Regions from separate parts of the Homo sapiens genome. Here regions 1 and 2 are each linked to region 3. Evidence: chromatin loops called from intact Hi-C (ENCODE). Cell type or tissue: B cell. All regions are shown on one strand. Region 1 overlaps NFATC2 (nuclear factor of activated T cells 2). Region 2 overlaps NFATC2 (nuclear factor of activated T cells 2). Region 3 overlaps NFATC2 (nuclear factor of activated T cells 2).

Evidence for each region. Peaks named below come from ENCODE experiments on the same cell type or tissue, not always from the same donor. Only the 100,000 strongest peaks of a DNase experiment are listed, where the experiment ranks them.
Region 1: a loop joins it to region 3, with 3 times the contacts of the local background. A loop is called at or near these places in 11 of 110 quality-filtered maps.
Region 2: a loop joins it to region 3, with 2.4 times the contacts of the local background. A loop is called at or near these places in 6 of 110 quality-filtered maps.

What each region holds. Positions count from the first base shown.
Region 1 is chr20:51,499,023-51,501,522 of GRCh38, reverse strand. The region is part of intron 3 of NFATC2 (nuclear factor of activated T cells 2); the gene reads left to right. Among named protein-coding and RNA genes, the nearest start is that of NFATC2, 42 kb to the left of the region's middle. In B cell, no CTCF peak of the experiment used is centred here; DNase peaks (open chromatin) are centred at 402 and 982; H3K27ac peaks cover 1,221 bases.
Region 2 is chr20:51,524,302-51,526,801 of GRCh38, reverse strand. The region is part of intron 1 of NFATC2 (nuclear factor of activated T cells 2); the gene reads left to right. Among named protein-coding and RNA genes, the nearest start is that of NFATC2, 17 kb to the left of the region's middle. In B cell, no CTCF peak of the experiment used is centred here; DNase peaks (open chromatin) are centred at 271, 711 and 1,361; H3K4me3 peaks cover 1,651 bases; H3K27ac peaks cover 2,500 bases.
Region 3 is chr20:51,399,503-51,402,002 of GRCh38, reverse strand. The region is part of intron 9 of NFATC2 (nuclear factor of activated T cells 2); the gene reads left to right. Among named protein-coding and RNA genes, the nearest start is that of MIR3194, 52 kb to the left of the region's middle. RefSeq lists an enhancer at 1,088-1,557. In B cell, no CTCF peak of the experiment used is centred here; DNase peaks (open chromatin) are centred at 718 and 1,432; H3K4me3 peaks cover 865 bases; H3K27ac peaks cover 2,464 bases.

The DNA.
Region 1 (2,500 bases), 100 kb before region 3:
GGGAGCAGCCAGTGCTGAAGCCCTGAGGCAGAAGCTTGCTTGGTGTCCACCTTGAGCATCAGTACAGAGGTTGGAGCCAGCTGAGTCTGATTCAGGAGTTAAGTGTTGATGGTGAATGAGGTTTTTGGTTTCCATGTCAGCTTCCCTGTGGCATTTCAGTGCCTTTTATAAGACCATGGAATGTAGATAGAGGTCCCCAACTCATAACCCAGGGAAATCTTCTGTGTGTCACTGGATACAGTTGCACAGGCTGTGCATGGCACAACAGCTGTGTGTATCATGAGGGTGCCATTCACATTTGCAGGTTTATTAAGACAGTGTTCTGACGCATACCTGCCAAAGGTATAGAGGAAGTGTTGTCTGCTGTGAAGCTGCATGAAAGTGCCAGACAAGCCAGCAGTGAGTGGCCCTGGTGGTATAATGGTTTAAGAGAGAAAAACCATCTGTGTTTGAGTGTCTTTAGGTTGGGAACTTGGTTCCTCAGTCTTTGCACTGGTTGCCAGCTCATTTTCATTACTTGCCTGGCCCCTTAAGGTGTTTGTGTTGAACTCTGATAGCAAGAAAGGTGTTTCTGCTAGTCTAAAACACTTCCCACTCCATTCTTTTCCTTTCTTTTGGATGGAGCTTTTGTTGGTTCCTCCTTCTCACCCTCTGACTGACCAGACTGCCTGGGAGGGTGAGGGTGGGGGTGGGGGTGAGGGTGGTGAGTGTGGGGGTAGAGGTGCGGGGTGGTGAGTGTGAAGGTGGAGGTGGGGTGGTGGTGAGGGTGGGGGTGGTGGGGGTTGGTGAGGGTGAGGGCGAGGGTAGAGGTGCGGGGTGGTGAGTGTGGAGGTGGGAGTGGGGTGGTGGTGAGGGTGGGGGTGGAGGGGGGGGTGGTGAGGGTGAGGGTGGAGGGGTGGGAGCATTCTTGGCTTCCTCTTCTGCCTGAGCCTCGCTGTGCAACCTCAGCCCACATACTTCTCACTGAGCTGTAGGAGCCTCTGCCCTAAAACGAGTGGGTAGGGCTCTGTAAGTTCCCTCCTACCTCTAAACTTACTTAATTCTATGACTCAGAGTAATAGGTATCACCCAAGTAGAAGTGCCTATGTTTAGTTTTGTTCACTTTGAGGTGGGAGTTCCAACTTCTCTTCAACTTGGGTTGCCTTAACTTGCAACTCCAGGGTTGATTCATTCAGGGACTTGAAGCTGTTAAGCTGTCATTTTTTCTATTAAAAATTTTTTTTAAAGAGTTTGGGGATAATTGAGCTAGAAGGAGACTTAGAAATCATCTAGTTGGATGACTGGTGTGTCTGATTCATGTATCATTTTACTGAGGGTTTCAGCTACCATTTTACTGAGGGCTCTGGTTATCATTTTATTGAGGGATTCCTACGTGCCAGACCTTTTGCTAAACTAAAGTTGTCTCATTCAATCTCATACTGAGTACTTGAGGGTAGGTACTGTCATGATCAGTTTTCAGGTGGCCAAATAGAGGTTCAGAGAGATTATATGAAATTTTAATATAAAGATAATACAGCAACTAAATTGGCAGAGCCACGACTCAGATCATTAAAGGCAGAGGTTAGAAAAGTATTACTTATTGAGCATGTACAATAGGCCAGACATTAAGAGAAGACTTGCATTAACCATTGTAACCCCATGAATTGGGTTCTACTATCTTACAAATGAAAAAACTGAGCCCCAGAGAAATGTGACTTGCCTGAGGTAAAGCTTTTACAGGTAGGAAGCAGAAGTGTTTTAGATTTCTTTTTCTTTCTTTCTTTCTTTCTTTTTTTTTTTTTAAGATGGAGTCTTGCTCTGTCATCCAGGCTGGAGTGCAGTGGTGCGATCTCGGCTCACTGCAACATCTGCCTCCGGATTCAAGCGATTCTCCTGCCTCAGCCTCCAAAGCAGCTGGTATTAGCCACCACGCCTGGCTAATTTTTGTATTTTTGGTAGAGACGGGTTTCATCATGTTGGTCAGGCTGATCTTGAACTCCTGGCCTCAAGTGATCCACCCACCTTGGCTTCCGAAAATGCTGGGATTATAGGCATGAGCCACCGTGCCCGGCCGCGTTTTAGATTTTGAATCTCTTTCTCTTTCTCATCTGCTTCTCTTTGCCTTGTGATCTTTTATGGGCATCCAGTTGGCCTGTTGGCCTTCCTCACAGTTCTGTGCATCTGTGTGGGAGCTGGGCTCGGGGTAGGGTGCTCAACCATTTCTTACCTCCTCCCCTCTGTCACCTGGGGCCAAGCTAGCATCATCTCTTGTCTGGGTGACAGCCTCCTAACTGGTTTCCCTGCCTCCACTTGCACCCTTCATTCATCTGCTCCCCACACAGCTGCCAGAGGATCTGTTCAGAGTGTACCTTGGTCTACACCACCCCCATTCTGAGCCCTCCTGTGTCTCCCCTCCCGGAGTATAGATGCAGAGTAGCCTTGTGCTCCTCACCGTGGACCAGGCCGTGTCACCCGGTCCCTGCCTGCCTCTCTTCCTCACTCACTCACTCCCTCACTCCAT
Region 2 (2,500 bases), 120 kb before region 3:
GGTCATTTATTTTTACCTAAGAGCTGTGGGGAGCCATTTTGGAAGTAGGGGTACCATATGGACCCTAAGAGATCAGCTTGGCTAAACTGGACAGTATTTCCTCTAGGATAGCCCAGAAAGGGAACAAGGAGGCTGAGGCTCACTGGGGTGGCCACCTGGGGTCCCCCAAAGCAGGAAGAGGGCTTGTTTCTGGCTGGCAGGCCCCGGACATGGTTCTTATATTTACTTATTCTCTCAGCCACTCGGCAAATGTTTATGGGGGCTTGCAAGTGCCAGGCCCTGTGGTAGGTGCTTGGCAGACAATGCTGGGCCACAGTGACACGGGCCCAACACTGACGGAGCTCTGGGTCGAGTGTGGGGTTGTAAAATTCTCTAAAGGGCCAAGGAGTAAATATTTCAGGCTTTGGGGGCCATTCGGTTCCCAGACTACCAACTCTGCTGTTGTAGTATAGGAGCAAGCTGTAGCTTGCTTTGTTCACCCTGTGTCAATAAATAGGCTGGCTGTGTTGTCATAAAACTATTTACAAACACAACCCATGGGCCGCATTTGGCCCATGGGCTGTGGTTTGCCTGCACCTGGTTTGGCAGAATGAGATTCCCTAAACAGATACCTGGTGCGACGGGAGCTGTTAGCAGGCGTCAGTGGAGAAAAGATGGCAGGGAAAAGGGAAGGAGGGGATCTTTTTGATGGGTCGATCTCAGGAGGTGCGGGCTGAGCAGATGCAGGAAGGAACCAGGGGAAGTGGGAGGATCTCGCGGGGAGGGTTTCCAGGCAGAGGGAACCCAAGGCGTCTGAGGCAGGAGCTGCTTAAGTACGGCGAAGAGGTTGGAGGGGTTGTTGCTGACTCAGCTTGGGGAGAAGTGGGGAGTGGTGGGGGTGGGTGGCAGGCCGGGGCACATGCTGCGTTAGTGACTTTAGGTTCCATCTAAAGTGTCCAGAAGCCTTTATAGTAGGTTTTGAGAATGGACATTTTAAAGGCTGCTGCGTGACAAACAGACTGACAGAGCCACAGAGGAAGTGGGGAGGCCAGGGAGGAGATGACTGCAGTAGTCCCCATGGGAGAGGACGGCGGCTTGGACCAGGGTGGATGCGATGGAATGGGGAGACCTGGGAATCTAGTTTCTGTTCTGACAGTGGAGCAGTCAGGGCTGATGATGGATCAGATGTGAGGCATCAGAGTAAGGAGTCCAGGCCGCCCCATGAGCTGGCGGGGAGGTTGGAGGAGCCTCTGATGAGGTGGGGGGCCTTGGAGGTGGAGTTGCTGTGAGGGGTGGGTGGGTGGCACTAACTCCGTGGGAATTTCCCAAGCAGCCCCACGTGCCTGGACCTGTACAGGATGCAGTGAGGCAGGGTGTCTGCTAGAAGAGGGTCAGGCTGAGAATTAAATGACAGTGTGAGGTGATGGGTGGCAGTGTCCTTGGGTGGCTGACATAGAACATTCTACTTGAACAGCATTCTGCAGCGGTAGGGCCTTTCGAGGTGGCAGCAGGAGCCCGGGCTAGGCAGCCGCTAAAAGAGGAAGTTAGGTCATTTTGCAGTCATTGGTTTTATCTTTATTTTAGTGTATTTTATTTTATTTTTGAGACAGAGTCTCACTCTATCACCCAGGCCGGCATGCAGTGGCACAGTCTTGGCTCATTGAAACCTCCGCCTCCTGGTTTTAAGCGATTCTTGTGCCTCAGCCTCCTGAGTAGCTGGGATTACAGGCCTGTGCCACCACGCCTGGCTAATTTTTGTATTTTTAGTAGAGATGGGGTTTCACCATGTTGGCCGGGCTGGTCTCAAACTCCTGACCGCAAGTGATCTGCCCGCCTCAGCCTCCCGAAGTGCCGGGATTCCAGGTGTGAGCCACCACGCCCGGCCTGCATCCATTGGGTCTAATAGTTTGGGTGTCAGGTAACCTCTGTAGCAGTGACCCTGCCTGTTGGGGGGCAAGTGGCTTGCCTGTGGTATTTTTAAGCCTGCTAATTCCGTATCTTTCGGTGGGCCTTTTCCCCGCTCTGGGCCTCAGTTTCCTCATTTGTAAAATGACACAGATGAGACATGAGTCAGGAGCCCTGGATCTGAATGAAGCCACTTCTTGTACTTGGTGTGAAATCTGGGATTGAAGCCCAGGGCACTGTGGGCTGCAGAGTCTGCGCAGCCTCCCTCTGTGTCCTGCGTCCACGTCATGTGTGTAGAGTGCTGCCATAGGCCCTAGATAGGTGCTTTTCAAACTAGGGGTCATGACCTACCGCGCAGACGGGTTAGGGGATCCGTCTAATGGGTCGTGACCAGCGTTGAAGCAAAATCACTCAGGCAGGAGGGAGGGTCTGAGGGTGTCATGTAGCAGGGGTAAGTATTGACTCGAGAGGCTTTTGTTTCAGTTGTGGGTGTATATGGTGGCGTGAATGGGGTTGTGAGATAAAGTGCACTTCTCCGAAGGGTTTCATTTAAAGCCAAGTTTCGAGGCCCTTAGCCCAGGGGTCTTCCAGAACTCATTCTGCTTCGACCTGTCTT
Region 3 (2,500 bases):
CACGGAGATGCACGCAGGGTTTCCCTTAAATTCCATCCCATTCAAACGTGCATGCCTGTGAGCTCAGAAGTCTGGGAAGCTAGTTGTATATTTGTCAAGGAGACAGATTCTTGGGTCTGTACTTTTGTCTGTAATGGCTATTTGTTGACACCTTGTGTTTTTATGAAAATTATCACCATTGATTAAGCTCATCAGTGAACCACTTCTAATTTACATCTTAAATTATCACCTAGTCCATAGGATCAGTGGGATGACTCACCAGTTTATGCCTGGGGTAAAAATGCAAGGCCACTGTATAGGTCTTAGGCTGTAACCTTGTATTAGGTTGGCGCAAAAGTAATTGTGGTTTTTGAGGTACCCCTGTGTCTTTGGGAGGATTTGTAGATGACACTTAGGGACCATGTAGTAAGTCTAAATACTGCCTTTTCTCTTGACGTCCGCATCTCCATATTACTGACAACTGACCAGCACATTCACGTGGATCAATGGACTTACCTCCCATTTAAATATGTAGGGAAACAGAATGGTATCCTTGGTTATTGGAATGGCCTCTTTTAGACTGGTCTTTGTCTCTTTCTCTTCCATCTTCTTTAGGGGACCATATTGTGGGCTTAATAAACACATGCCAATGAGCCAGCTATAGCATCTCATTTATTTTTATTTTTTTGAGACAGTCTTGCTCTGTTGCCTAGGTTGGGGTACAGTGGCACCATCTCAGCTCACTGCAACCTCCGCCTCCCAGGTAGCTGAGGTTACAGGCACCTGCCGTCACACCCAGCTAATTTTTGTATTTTTAGTAGAGACGGGGTTTCACCATATTGGCCGGGCTGGTCTTAAACTCCTGACCTCAAGTGATCCACCCACTTCGGCCTCCCAACGTTCTGGGATTACAGGCATGAGCCACTGTGCCTGGCCTATAGCATCTCATTTAATCCTCAGTGACTTTGCCAAGGAAGTGTTCTCATCCCCATCTCGTGGCTGGGGAGACTGAGGCAGAGGCACTGTTGAAGTGCTTATGTTCCAACAGCTTCTGATGTGAGTCTACATTTTAACAGAGGCCCCAGGGCAGCCAGAAGATCTTTCAAATTGGGGAAACCCTAGCCCAGGACTAGTACCCATAGAGCTGGGGCCACATCTGGTCTCTACCCAATGCTAGGAGGCTGTTCCTGGACAAGTCGCCCCATCTTTCTCTGCCTTACTAACTTGACCTGAGAAATGGAACTCTCACCACCACCCCCGGAGATGTCTGTGAGGATGAAGGAAGGCAGAGCGAGTAGCCACCTGCGGAGGAGGGTGTTTGGCGGTGGCCTGGTCCCGAGTTGATTTCGGGCCTCAGTTGAATGAAGACAGGCCCTGCCTCTGTCTTCCACAAAGAAGCTGACAAAGAGTGAAACTCTATGACTAAACAGGAAGCTGCACCTCCGAATGCTGCAGACGGAGCCATCATGTGATGCTTTCTATTTCTCTGAGAAGGTGACAGAACAGGGCTTGGTTTCTCGAGTCCCCTGAGATAGCGCCATTGTGCCCCCCCACCCCCCATATTAACACTGGGCACCATGTGGTTTGGTGTTTGAAGGTTTGGAGAGAGAACTCGTGTTCTGGGTGGATGGTCTGAAGAACCTGGTCCCTGGGGTTCCAACTAGATTCGAACGACTCCTCCAAGGGTGTGACTTCAGACCTGTGCCTGATGCCTGAGATCCACTGAAGTGCTCCTTAAATGAGTAGATATGGATAAAGTGACAACGTGTTGGTCATTACAGAACTTTAGAGCTGTCAGCTGAGCAAAACAGGGAGTGGCGTGCTCTAACATCAGTTCCAACAGGATCACCTTGCTGTAGGGCCGGGGTGGCAGTGGAGGTTGTTGGTTTCTGGCTACCTGGGGTAAATCCAGAAGCATGTATGGGTGGGTGGGATGTGGGCTGTGAACAAGGAGTCAGGGAACACACAGGTTGGCCTGAACAACTGGAAAGAGAGAATGTGTGTTTCCCATCATGGGAACAGGTGAGACACGGGGAGGAGGGGTGAGGATCCAGAGATTGGTTTTGGCCCTGTGAAGTTTGGGCAGGTAGATATTGCAATCTGAAATTCAGGAGTGATGGTCTGGGTTAAAAACATTAATGTGGCCATCGTCAGGATAGAGGTGGTATTTTAAGGCCCTGAGTGAATTATCCGACAGTACTGTCTGCTCTTGGACTTGGAAGAAGTCAGTTTCAAGTGGAGACTGGGCAGTTTAGTGTGGGAGCTGCCTTAGGGCCACATCCACCTGGAAATGTTTGCTTTGGGAGATGGCCTGAGATGCATGGTCAGAAAAGGAGGAGAGATGAAGTGCTTCTTTTGCCCCAGGGCAGCAGTAGCCAACCCCAACTAGCCAATTCCTGTTGGAGCCCAACATTGGGAAATCCAGGCCTCTAACTGCATAAGCGCTGAAAGGATCTCATTTATTGAGCATTCTGTCTCCCTTGAAGATGAGATTTCAGGGAGCTTATGCCTCTATTTGAAA